Regions from separate parts of the Homo sapiens genome. Here regions 1 and 3 are each linked to region 2. A link is a contact called in ENCODE Hi-C or POLR2A ChIA-PET data. All regions are on one chromosome and are shown on one strand. The core of a region is the stretch at or near the end of the contact, and the rest is flanking DNA. Distances in the headings are between cores, read along the strand shown.

Region 1 (4,291 bases), core at 1,747-4,246, 260 kb after region 2:
AGGCACAGAGGAAAGACGATGTGAAGATACAACGAGAAGATTGTCATTTACAGGCCAAGGAACAGAGAACGCTGCTGGCAAACATCACAAACTAGAAGAGCCAGAAAGGATATTCCCATAGGGCTCAGAGACAGCAGAATCCTGCTGACTCTTAATTTCAGACTTCTGGACTCCAACACTGATAGAAAATAAATTTCTGTTGTTAGCCACCTAGTTCATAGTGCTTTGCCATGGCAGGCCTAGCAAACTAATACTCCATTAAAGCCAACCTTTTTTGGAAACGCTTGGGAAAAAATGTGTTACAGAATTCTGACTTTTTGTCTCACTTTAGAAAGATAACTGATATGGTTTGGCTGTGTTCCCACCCAACGTCATCTTAAATTGTAGCTCCTATAATTCCCACATGTTGTGGGAGGGACCCAGTGGGAGATAATTGAATCATGGGGACAGTTTTCCCCATTCTTGTGATAGTGAATAAGTCTCAAGAGATCTGATGATTTTATACAGGGTTTCCCCTTTCCCTTGGCTTTCATTTCTCTCTTGTCTGCCGCCATGTAAGATGTGCCTTTTGCCTTCTACCATGATTGTGAGGCCTCCCCGGCCATGTGGAACTGAGTACATTAAACCTCTTTTTCTTTATAAATGACCCAGTCTTGGGTATGTCTTTACCAGCAGCGTGAAAACGGACTAATACAATGACTCAGTGATTATTCCAATTATTATTATTATTATTAGTTTGATTATTCTGATTATTGCATAGCATCCCCAGTAGGGGATGGGGCAGGGCCCATAAGTGAATGTTAATATCTGTGCAGCAAGAGGCACAAAGCATTGAATGAAGTGTTATACAAGATGCCTAGAATACTCTCAAATCTGTTCACATCAGGTTTTGCTCTCAAATCAATTTCCTACAAACCTGTAAAGATGTCTTTGGTTTTCAGGGCTTTTTGGACTTAGAAATGGCAGGTAAAGGATCGTGGATCTGCCCTAAGAACGCTTAAAATATGTGCCCTCCTCATGCCACCCTGCCAACCACGTTCAGCCTGCAGTCCAAAACACACGCCTACCTGTGAAATCCTAGAATTCCTCAGGGAGACCAAAGGGCAAAAGTTTCCCCTCAACTCTCAGAAAAACAACTTGCAAAATAAATGTTTAGAGAGTTTATCTTCAAGTCTATTAAATGTGCAAACAAACCACCAGACACCTGACTTTTCTGTTATTCTGAGTGCTGCACTTCTTGAAATTTTTTAAGCGAGGATAAAACAATTGTGTGATCACAGAAAGAAAAAACTATAATCAACAGAAAAAGAGCCACATTACGGTGATGCCCCCTATATCCCGACACAAGGGTGCCATAGGATATGTATTTTCTCCGGTTACACAGATCAATTACGGCAGGTACCCATGTTTGGAACCCCTGGGCCCATGCACTATCAAGAAGAAAGGGAGTTTATAGAAAGAATGAAGCCCACATCAGCATTAAAAGTCTTGGCTGGCCCACCAGCGTGAACTGTGGAATCCATTACTACACCTCTAAAGCTGGACACACACTGGAGATTTTTGCTTGTGTCTGATTCATCCAAAAAGGACACATTATTATATTTGGATCTCAGGGATCTCAGCCTGGTTAAATCCAATACAAATCTGAGGGCATTTTGATTTTTTAAAATCCTCTCTTAAGTTACTGTGTGTGTTAGACTGGATATTGAAGGACTTCTACAGAGAGTGCAGAGCAAGCTCTGTAATAATTAGTAGAGTGTTGTTCCTACACACCCTGCCCCACCTCGTCAGAGCACATGCTTGAGCATTACAAGTTTTTGCCTCTAGATGACACTGTTTTATGGGTGTATGTTTCTCCCTGTCCCTGTGACCGTGGAGAAAAAAGTGCTAAATAATCATGGGGTAAAGGCACAGGGGACACATCAAGATAATTTACATAGAACAAAATGCACCTCTCCTATAATAGCCATGGAGTCAGACCTCTGTTATATTTAACCAGCAGAACACAGGGTCCTTCCTTTACTTTTGCCCTATGCTTCCGACTTTCTATTAGGTGGGAAATGGAGAATCCAATTTAAACCACTTGTTGGCCAGGCACAGTGGCTCATGCCTGTGATCCCAGCACCTTGGGAGGCCAAGGCAAGTGGATCATCTGAGCTCAGGAGTTCGAGACCAGCCTGGCCAACATGGTGAAGCCCCATCTCTACTAAAAATACAAAAAATTAGCCGGGCATGGTGGCTCATGCCTGTAATCCCAGCTACTTGGGAGGCTGGGGTAGGAGAACTGCTTGAACCTTGGAGGCGGAGGTTGCAGGGAGCCAAGATCAAGCCACAGCACTCCAGCCTGGGCGACCAAGTGAGACTCTGTCTCAAAACAAAAACAAAACCACTTGTCAATAACAGCCACATCTGTTTGGTTTTCCAAACAGGTCAATCTAGTATCTTCACAGTTTTCAGGGTGCTCAGCCCTGGTGTCTATTCACTCATCCTTCATGCTTTCCCCCCATGGCCTTGGAAATCTTTGATTCTTCCAGGCTCCAGGCAGCCAGCACCTCCTTTCCCTCAACTCCCCAGGATGAAGCACCCCCATAATAACCAGCCTCTCCACTCTCTGAATTCCTACAGTCTGAATACTTAGACCACTCCCTTTTCCATGGAATCTTGTGTCTGTTGTTTGTTCCTTTTCTGTTCTTTTTTTTTTTTTTTTTTTTTTTGAGATAGGGTCTCGCTCTGCCACCCAGGCTGCAGTGGCACAATCTCTGCAGCCTGGATCTCCTGGGCTCAAGCAATTCTCCCACCTCAGCCCCTGTGAGTAGCTGGGACTATGGGCATGCTGCCACACATGGCTAATTTTTTTTTAATTTTTGTAGAGACAGGGGTTTTCCCATGTTGCCCAGGCTGGTTGCAAACTCCTGGCCTCAAGGGATCCTCCTGCCTCCACCTCCCACAGTGTTGGAATTACAGGTATGAGTCACCACGTCCAGACTTGTTTGTCCCTTTTCAAGTATGTAAATCTTAATTCGCCTAAACCGGCTGCACGTCACTCAGGGCCACTGTCCATGTCTTACGCTAGTGTGTCTTTTCCATGCAACCTTGTACAAAACGGGCCTTCAATTAACATTTCTTGGTTGCTTGACTTCTTAACACACACTATGATAGGTTACCTTCTTCCCAGGGTTACATGTTTGGAAAATAGTCTTGTCTGAGTTGCCAAAATGTGGTATTCTCAGTGTGTTTACCTCATACCTGACAATGGCACCTCAGAATGTTGACCTTCTTCGGAAACAGGGTCTTCACAGAGGTAATCGAGTTCAAATGAGGTCACCAGGCACAGTGGCTCATGCCTGTAATCTCATACCTGATAATGAATAACTAGATGCAGAATTTATTTTCCACATAAATCTAATTTTCTTGAACTTGCTTCATTTTCCTCTTTTCTATAATGTAGGAAACACAGGGTCATTTCACATAGTGTCTTGAGTTATAAGCTCACATACACTCAAAGAAACAACAAAATGATTAAAAAAAAAAAAAGAAGAAGCTTCACAGTGAACCTCACTTCCGCAACATCACCTGATACCAAAAACTGAAATCATAAGCCACTTTCGATTAACTAAAAGCATGAACATATTAACTGACTTATAGAGTTGATATCCTTGTGTGTTAAAAACAAATATTCAAATCAAAAGAACACAAGAAATACTAATGTTTGAGGACTAACTTTGGGAGGAAATAATAAAACATTTAATTCCAGAAACCTGATGAGGCTGTTAGTAATCACTTATAAACTGAAAGGGGAGTTCACATTTAAATATAGATCTTCAGCTCACTATGCACCATTATAATTTTTGTTTCCAGTTGCTTACATTCTTAGCGTCATTTTTCATGCTTTTTCATGTCTGCTGTTGATATTTTTCCAACCTGAAAAAGCTTTCCTTTTTTGTTTGTTTGTTTTGTTTTTTTGAGACAGAGTCTCACTCTGTCGCCCAGGCTGGAATGCAGTGGCACGATCTCGGCTCACTGCAACCTCCGCCTCCTGGGTTCAAGGGATTCTCTTGCCTCAGCCTCCGAGTAGCTGGGACTACAGGTGCCCGCCACCACGCCCAGCTAATTTTTGTATTTTTAGTAGAGACGGGGTTTCACCATATTGGCCAGGATAGTCTTGATCTCCTGACCTCACGATCCGCCCGCCTCGGCCTCCCAAAGTGTTGGGCTTACAGGCATGAGCCACCGCGCCCAGCCGAAAAAGCTGTCTTTAAATGAAGTTGTATAAGCCTCAATCTAGATATGA
Region 2 (4,505 bases), core at 612-3,111:
GGGCATGTGACTAAGTTCTTAAAGTCAGTGATGTACAGCATGGGGACACTCCGGCTTGCCCTGAGTATTCCCCCAGTTAATCTACACCTAGCCCCTGAAACTGGAAGTGAGCTAGATAAATATTAGTTTCCCTTCGCTCCTCATGTCTTAGCCTGACACCAGAGTAGGCAAATTTCGTGCTGTTATTTAGAACAACTCTCTACCAAAACAAAGAAGAAACCTGCCCAAGAAGTTTCAAAAATGAAGATGGTCATGATTATTGAAGACATCTTTTAAATTCAAGTCAACAGCTTCCAGGAACCCAGACCGACTGGGAGCTTCAAGTGGTACATTTTTTCCCCTCCTGATTTAAAAAGAAATCCAATCCTTTGGTTTTGTTCTCAGCTTTAATGTGACTTATCTGGCCCGGGACAGCTGCCCAAGACCCATTAGAAGCACTGACGGCTGGAGCCCAGTGCAGAATGCTGTCTATAAAGTATTACTTACTCATTGCCTTCCCACCCAAGGAGAGGCCAGGGAGCAGGAGCTGGGAGAGGAGGAGATTCTGAAGTGTTTGAGAGCTTTGGCAGGGATATTAGATCTTCTTGTCTTTTGTTTTTTAAAAACTTTTCTTTAAACGTTACCTTTTTAAGCCACAGTCTTTTTCCCAAAAGAAATATATCTTACAATCACAGTTTGAAAAACTGATGAAAAGGTAAAACTTCTCCAAACAGAGCATAAGAGGTGGTTGAGAGACCTCTTTAGAGGCTCCTGGGAACCCCTCTGGAGTGGAAACCAGTGATCAAGCCCGACCTCCTCACTTCACAGGTGAGGAGGCATGGGGCATGGGGCATGGGGCATGGGGCAGCCTGCTTGCTGGCAGGAGTCAAGAAGTCTTTCCTGCTTGAAGTCAGCACCCCAAAGTGAACGGCAGATCCTCAATGCTGGGAGGCGAGGCACAATTGAAAAAGTTCTCCAGTGAATGTCAAAGCTGCAAAAGGGAGATAACTCATGAGGACAGACTTGGAAAGGGCTCAAGTTCAAGGGCACTCTGCAGACAGGAAAGTCCAGGTGGGAGGCAAATGAGCTGGGGAAGAAAGGAAGGCGAGCATCGCAGACTGCAGACAGCAGGAGAGAAGATGGAGGAATAAGGGTTGATCGAGCAAGTTCTCTTGATTCTTAGCAAGCAACTGTGAGTGAGCTTAGTTCATTCATGATGCAAAGGGAGAGTCGCAAGTTCTATGGGGGGGCTGGTACCTGGCAGGGTTCAGCTGGGGGAACAGCACCACCATAAGAAGCAGTGCTCCGTGTGTCATTTAAAAAAAAAAATTCCCATATGTCTCAATCAGGACCATATATTTGGCTGCTGACACCCCAGTCATGCAACCTGTTTTGCTGTCTTGTTCAATGAAGTCAAAGGCTATGATCCTATTTCAGGAGTAATTACTCTAATCTCATAAAATAAAATAGAGAATTGTCATGACTTACTCATTTTAATTCAACTTTACTTCATTGTATGTTCCTTTTAACAGGAGTATGTCATATTTCTCTTGGGAGCCAGAGATATAATTATGTCTGGAAACACATCCCCTGTGCCTCAGCCACCTCAATCTTTTGGCAAATGTTGAGTACAAAAATTTCAGGTTACAAAGTATGGCAAGTAAGATTGTTTTGACATCCAGTAATCCATTTTCTAGATAGACCCAAGATACTAACCCGTTGAACAAATTTCTAATTGGAAATTACACAAGGAAAAAAGGCCTAATTTTATAACTGGAGATTTGGAAACGTAACCTAACCAACTCCAGACCGATCTAAAGCCATGCGTGCAGTGGAGCCGAACTGCAAACTCATGCTTCTCTCCAGCCAGTCGGGGAGTTCCCGGGGAGGCGACGAGATTGCAGTTCAACCACCAGAGGGCACCAGAACCAATACTTTGCCCTTTGTAGTCTCCCCTAAAAAGCCAATTTCCTGTTGCCAGATTGAAATAAAACAAAGAAAAGTACCATTAGCAGATTTCTTCCCTGGCAGTAAGCATTAGACCAAAATAAGATTAATATGGACAGCCGTAAAGGACACCCCTCGCAGTGGCTGCCAGCCAGCCTTGCATCTTTCTACCCTCGGAGGAAGGAACGACGAGGCTTAAGGATGTGTGGCTTGTGTCAAGCGTCCCTGACATGGAAGCCAAATTCCCGAGACCCTGGACAGAAGCCTGGATGATTCATTCATGTAGCAGGAGGACAGTTGCCTTGAGAAAGCAGGCTCCATTGGGGTCTGCGTGCCTAGCTCTGGTCCTGGCCATGAACAGGAGAAAAGATCAAAATAGACTCCCACACTCGGCCAAGCTGAGTTCCAAAAGAAAGGCTCTGCCTTCAATGCCCACAAGCAGATGGAGGGGACGGCAGCCACCTGGGATGCTTTGCCCAGTCACAAGGCCGAGCCACCACCGTACCTGGAGAGGAAGCGCCAAAACAAACTTGGAGGTGGGAAGAAACAATCTAATCCGAAGAAACACGCCCCGAGAATAGGCTTATGTGCATGAGTGGTGACTCCAGGCAGACTATTTAAAGCAATGCATGAGTCTGCCAGGAGAGGAAACAAAGGGACATTGGAACAGAATTCCTGATGCCTTTAAAGTGTCTCATAGCAGGGCCATGTCACTATAGAACACCAAACATTTCAGCTGAGTCCCCAATGCCAGGCATCAGCGGACCAATCTCACAGGCCTGTCAGCTTGAGAAAGGCAATTTTATGCCCCAGATAGCTCCTGTCCCCGCCTGCCACAGGGTCATCTGTCCTGGAAGGCCACCTGCATCCCATCTTCATCCGGTCAGCCCATTCTGTAGTAGGGCTGGCTGGCCCGCTGGCTGATTTATGTGGCCAGTCTTTGCCATTAAGGAAGTTTGGAGGCTGGAGGGAAGTCTGAAGGGAACAGTGGTGATTTTCGCAGTTTTTGGCAAGGCAGACCCTACTATAGCAGTGCTCTCAGTGTATGGGGGAGTCTCCCAGGCCCAACAGAGCCAGCCAGGACATGCCCCCTCCATGGAGGGACTAGCACAGCAGTATCCTGGCCTCTACCCAGAAGTCTTACAAAGGACAGTTCTGTTGAAATGTCTGGAATTGGGATCCATGGGTTCCTCCCACTCCTGACCCTATTCCCTAGTTGTCCCTCTGCCCAGTCCATTCCCCAGGACCTGAGGACTCAGGGACAGGTGCTGCATCGCTTGTCATCCAGCTTCAGAGATGAATCTGAACAGAGAGAACGTCTAGAGAAGTCTGGTAGATTCGAGATCACCCCTGCAGGACAGACTGGTGGCCAGTAGGAGACAGAAGCACGAGGCAGGTACAGGGATGGCTGAGAGGGTTGGGGTGACAGAGCCTGAGTGGACAGCATGGGGTGAAGACCAGAATAGACAAGAAAAAGGTTATCACTGCCTTCAGGAAGGTCTAAGCCAATGTAGTGTCACCAGGTGGGAGCCTCATGACAGATCAGAGAGGGAATGTGCTGCCAAGATGCCAGCAACTAAACAAGTTTGTCGACTAAAGACAAGGAAAAGTCTAGAAGGTAGCCAGAAAAGGAGGTGTGGGGAATGTGTGCGTGTGTGTGTGCGCGTATATATGTCTGTGTGCGTGTCTTTGTCTTTGTTTCTGTGTCTGTGTCCCTGTGTATGTGTGTGCATGTGTGTCTGTGTGTATATCTGTGTCTGTGTCTTTTTGTGTCTGCCTCTGTGTGTTGTGTGTGTGTGTGTGTCTAAAGAGACCTTGCCTGTTTGAAGGCAGAGGGGAAGGAGCCTGTGGGAAAACAATGAGGGACTAACGGCGGAGTGATGTTCCAGAGTGGTGAGCACCCCTCGTGAGGATTCAGAGTTTGTCAATACGGAAGGCCCTGCAGCCCTCGCTGTGCAACTTGGAGCACACTGGAAATGTGGCTTTGCCTCTATCCACCCTCACTGCCACCCAGGGCGTCAGCCCAGCTGCTCCTCTGAATGGTGAATTCTCAAAAAGCCTGTACCTAGTGGGAATGCTGACGCGCTTCTCCCTCACCTCAATTACCTGCCCTGTGGCCCTGCAGAGGCTCCTGTAACCGCCCCACAAGTTCTCCTTGCCTGTATGCCTAGACAGGACATGGCCGATTTATCAAGATGGGAACTGCAACAGAGAAAGAGTTTAATTCACATAGGGCCAGCTGTATGGAAGACTGAAGTTTTATTACTACTCAAATCAGTCTCCCTGAAAATTTGGGGATTGGGGGTCGGGAAGTGGGGGTAGTGCTGATTGGTCAGGTGGGAGACGAAATCGTAGGGAGTCAAAGCTGTCCTCTTGTGCTGAGTCAGTTCCTGGGTGGGGGCCACAAGACTAAATGAGCCAGTTTATTGATCTGGGAGGCGCCAGTTGATCCATCGAGGGCAGGGTCTGAAAAACATCTCAAGCACCAGGCTTAGGTTTTACAATTGTGATGTCATCCCTAGGAGAAACTGGGGAAGTTTAGAACCTTGTAGCCTCCAGCTGCATGACTCCTAAACCAT
Region 3 (4,540 bases), core at 1,318-3,817, 470 kb before region 2:
TAAAGCCACAGCTTTTCCCTTAGACCACATAACAGGACATACATAAATACACATTTATAGCCCTTCAACCTTGTTTATAGCAACCTCGGGTGAGTTTACAGAAAAATGCCTCCAACAGACAGACATCTGACCAAGCAGCAACATGTCACAGTAAAGAGCATATCTTCCTAAGAACCTGAAAGAAAAAAAAAAAAAAAAAAAAAACACAAAAAAATGCCTTTTCTGGCTATACACAAGATGTGGACTAATATTTTACAGTCTTATTTGTGTCACATTTTCAAAATAACGTGTTAGTCTTTCTTGAAAGGATTTATTTTTCTGTCCCTAATGGAAAAATAATCAGTAAATTTTAGAAATGGAATCTGGTCGTTTGTCATTTCATTTTCTTTCAATTTAGAGGGCAAACCTTATGGTTCCTTCTTTGTATCTTTCACTTTGTTTCAGTTCAGTGAAATTGCCTGGTACTGGGGCAAGCTTGGGGCTTTCCAGATTCTTGTTCATGATCCAAAAATAAACAGGTTTGCTAAAACACATAATAGTTATAAAATATAATTTAGAAACAAATTATAAACACCAAGGCAAGTAATTTTAGATAAACATTTTAAATGAAAGATAATTCCCAAAGTAAAAACTCATGGTTTTTCTAGCTATTCTTAAAAATATATAACTCCTAAACTGAAATTATTCTCCAATCTCATCTTCCTGTTAGGCAGCTTTTATAAACTCTCCAGCATTAAGAGCAAAATCCTCTAAATAGCTTATCTCTCAGCTTAATCCCTTTACAGCAGAACTACTCAAGGAGAAGAGAGAGGGTAGGAGAGTAGGAGGGAACGTATGTAAGTGTGAAGGTAACACAATTATCTAGAGAAATTTAAAAATAGACTTCACTCCTACCCAGGTCCTACCCACTTCTCCACATCCCAAACCCCCATAACCAGACTCAAAAAAACCCTGATTCTAACTGTGCTCTCTGCCTCGAGAGCCTCTGCTTTAAGATAACTCCTGGAGTCAAGAAAGGGCCTCTCTCTTGTGCATTTCTCCAGATTTCCGAGACACTGCAGGAAGAGGCTCTGTCCCTCATAAGGCTCAGGCCCTGCTACAATCCATGCAGCCCCCAGATACATCCCAGGCAACTGCTAAATTCAAGCCACTCTAAAACATTTCATAATTCTGCAGGAAGATTTGCCCAATTAATTAACGACACCATGATGCTGTTAACAGCAACTGCAAGTAATTCCAGAAAGCATCAGACCCCAGCTAAGGAATATAAAACCAGGACATTCACAGTCTTCCAAAACTACACACACGTCCAGTTAATGATGGCATAACCAACTTTAACCAAGATTGAACACCTAAATGAAATGAAAATGACTACATCAAAAGCAGAAGTAAAAACTGGATGGAAAGACATATCTGCTAACTGTCCCACATCTATATTGAAAGATTCAAGGAGACTAAAATTAAGCAGCTTTTGAAATGTCAGCTTTCATTCTGTGCAAACTGCAGAGTCTGGGCTAGAAACCTGCCTCTGGCAGGCTGCAAAACCCTGGGGTAAGTTATTGAACCTTTCTCAGGCTTCATTTCCTCACCTAAAAGTGGGATTCGTAACTGTCTCCCCTCAGGAGCCTGCTGCAATGAGATAGTAAGTAGGGTAAGCCCTCAGACAGTGTTAGCCCCAGTATCCTTAACACCCCGCCTTCCAATTTAGCCACAAGCTACCAAAATCACCAATAGTTCAATATGTACTTTAATATGCTCTGAACCAAAAATTTTCAACATCCTTTTTACAACACATTTATAGCCTTACATTAAAAAAAGTTCTTATTAAATCAAGTGGAGGACTTCAGAAAACTACATATAGTAAACCATACTAATAAAATATCAAATAAACTAATAAAATATAAATTATAATAAAAGTTAGTATTAAAAATTATAGATTTATATAGTATAAGAAATATGTATTATATATGATCTATAGTATATAAATATATAAGAAATATATGAAGTAAAAATATTTAGAATATAATAAAATTATAGGCCAGGTGTGATGGCGCACATCTGTAATCCTGGCACTTTGGGAGGCCAAGGCTGGAGGATCACTTGAGGCCAGGAGTTTGAGACAAGCCTGGGCAACAAAGACAACTCCCTCTACCCCGAACTCCCTACAAAAAAATGAAAATCAATAAAAATTAGCCAGGCATGGTGGTGTTCACCTGTAGTCCCTGCTACTCAGGAGGCTGAGGCTGGCAGATTGCTCGTGACCAAGAGTGTGAGGTAGCACTGAGCTATGATCACGCCACTGCACTCCAGCCTGAGCGACAGAGCGAGACTCTGTCTAAAAAAAAAAAGAAAAACTGTGTATACACACACACACACACACACACACACACACACACACACACACACAAACAAAATATCAATTCCAGTGGCCAAAACTAATGAAAAATAAGTTTCATAAAGCCAGCAGTGATATACATTTCTAGCATGAATATACAAACTCTTAATGTGCCTTTTAATCACATCTGACACAAATGCAGAATCAAGTGAGAAGCCATCACTCTCTAACAGTCAACCAGAGATAGAAGAGAACATGCAACTGATTTAAAGATATTTCTCCTAAAACCTTGAGATCACAAATAAGTTCTAAGCCAAAAAAGATAGGAGAAACTGGTTTTTTAAAAAATTTTTTACCTGTTGCTAGGGTAACAGGATTTTGGCAGGAAGTCAAAGTCGCCATAGCTAAAAGATGAGTTTTAAAAGGATAAAAATCTATTATATCCCTACATTTAGATTAAATAAGAGACTTTGTAGTAAGGCATGCCTAATGACAACAGGATGAACTCTAACAGTAAAAGAATGAAAATGAAACCATCTGGCAATGAACTATGCAAACTAGACAGTATTTCAGTATTTTTATCCCCTTAACTAATGGCCATCACCACAGTACAGCACGAAGACAGAAACAACATGGAGATGTAACGTTTTATTTCACAAAGTTATCTAAACAAGTTTCAGGGAGATTAAGGGGGGCAATTATGCCCTACCACACATTTCATACACATGGCTAGGTTCCAGGTTGTGTGGGTGAGCACCTTTTAAATTTTTTTTTTTTTTTTTTTTTGAGACAGGGTCTCACTCTGTTGCCCACACTGGAGTGCAGTGACACGACTGCGGCTCACTGCAGCCTCAAGCTCTGGGCTCTAGCAATCCTCCTGCCTCAGCCTCTGAAAGTGTTAGGATTACAGGCGTGAGCCACTGCACCCGGCCAAGTGGGCACTTTAAAAATTTATATACATACACACACACACACACACACACACACACACACACACACACACATTTTTTTCTTTTAAATACTGTGCAAGTGAGAGTCTCTGTAAAGCTCCTCAGTCAATCTGATTCTAAGCATGGTGGTCCCAAACTAGGAAATGCAAGCTGATTGCCTTGCCATTCTTTTCAAAAGTAACAACAGCACACCTGCCTCAGTGGCTGTGGTCATCTCTCCACACTCTGATCCTTTCATTCTCCCACTTTCCTTCACTGCCACTGCTGTCTTTCACCTACATCTCTGAGTGAACTGAAAGTGAATTTCAGAATGGGAAAGGCTACAAAATAGCAAGTATTCAAATCACCTATCACCTGCACCCTGTATGGAAAATGCAGATGAAATCTATGGACTTTTCTTAAAGGCTTTAGGAACAGAAACATTAAGACATCCTAAAATCATTTATAATCAGGCTTTAAATTATATTGAACAGACTTACTAATGCTGTAAATCCAACATCCAGAGAGTTGTGTCCCCTGCCTTCACCACCAAGAGTGAACGTTGGGTGGAGTCTTTAAACAAATACACTTGAGATCAACCTTCCCCAAAACATAAACTCAACAAAGGTGTGTTGGTGCTATAGCAGTCACACAGTGAGGGCCACAGCAATGAGCATCAGCAGCAAGGGCAGGTGTGCGGCAGATCCCAGGTGGTATGAGTGTTCCCAGCCCTGCCACAACACTGGAATCACCTGGAAGCTTTAAGAATGCCAGGGCCGGCTGGGTGCGGTGGCTCACGCCTGTAATCCCAGCACTTTGGGAGGCCGAGGCGGGCAGATCACGAGGTCAGAAGATCGAGACCATCCTGGCTAACATGGTGAAACCCCGTCTCTACTAAAAATACAAAAAATTAGCCGGGCGTGGTGGTGGGCGCCTGTAGTCCCAGCTATTCAGGAGGCTGAGGCAGGAGAATCGCTTGAACCCAGGGTGGGAGCTTGCAGTGAGTCGAGATGGCGTCACTGTACTCCAGCCTGGGCGACAGAGAAAGACTCCATCTCAAAAAAAAAAAAAGAATGCCAGGGCCAGGTCCCACCCCTAGTGATGCCAATTAGCTGGTCTGGTGAGCACCAAGTGTGCTGGGCCGTAGGCTCTCCGGGTGATTCTCGTGTGCAGCTACCAAGTCAGACTCACTGCTCCCCCTGTAGCCTTCCTGCTGACAAGGACTTCTTCCTAGAAGTTCTGTTTCGATCCACAAATTAGATTAACTGTGAAACCA

Evidence for each region. A loop is a pair of places that touch in the nucleus more often than their neighbours do. ChIA-PET counts read pairs that join two places held with the same protein, here RNA polymerase II (POLR2A). Pooled maps may share reads with other maps.
Region 1: a loop to region 2 is called in a map of endothelial cell of umbilical vein, with 7 times the contacts of the local background. The contact joins two enhancer-like sites. A Hi-C loop is called at or near these places in 1 of 168 maps with a recorded cell type or tissue (endothelial cell of umbilical vein), 3 of 37 single-sample maps with no recorded cell type and 4 of 50 pooled maps. POLR2A ChIA-PET finds 5 or more read pairs at or near these places in 2 of 52 experiments (MCF 10A and OCI-LY7).
Region 3: a pooled map shows a loop between it and region 2 (3-fold over the local background). The contact joins two enhancer-like sites. A Hi-C loop is called at or near these places in 2 of 37 single-sample maps with no recorded cell type and 3 of 50 pooled maps. POLR2A ChIA-PET finds 5 or more read pairs at or near these places in 2 of 52 experiments (A673 and PC-3).

Annotation. Positions count from the first base shown.
Region 1 is chr18:58,229,661-58,233,951 of GRCh38, reverse strand. All of the region lies in intron 2 of NEDD4L (NEDD4 like E3 ubiquitin protein ligase), which reads right to left. Among named protein-coding and RNA genes, the nearest start is that of NEDD4L, 190 kb to the right of the region's middle. RefSeq lists an enhancer at 1,714-1,763. Within about 2 kb of position 2,996, at least 5 of the 41 ENCODE cell types and tissues checked have a DNase peak (open chromatin) inside an H3K27ac peak, as active enhancers do.
Region 2 is chr18:58,491,372-58,495,876 of GRCh38, reverse strand. All of the region lies in intron 12 of ALPK2 (alpha kinase 2), which reads left to right. Among named protein-coding and RNA genes, the nearest start is that of MIR3591, 42 kb to the right of the region's middle. RefSeq lists a silencer at 1,859-1,908 and enhancers at 1,685-2,184, 2,185-2,686. Within about 2 kb of position 1,861, at least 11 of the 41 ENCODE cell types and tissues checked have a DNase peak (open chromatin) inside an H3K27ac peak, as active enhancers do.
Region 3 is chr18:58,962,403-58,966,942 of GRCh38, reverse strand. The region is part of intron 7 of ZNF532 (zinc finger protein 532); the gene reads right to left. Among named protein-coding and RNA genes, the nearest start is that of ZNF532, 100 kb to the right of the region's middle. Within about 2 kb of position 2,567, at least 4 of the 41 ENCODE cell types and tissues checked have a DNase peak (open chromatin) inside an H3K27ac peak, as active enhancers do.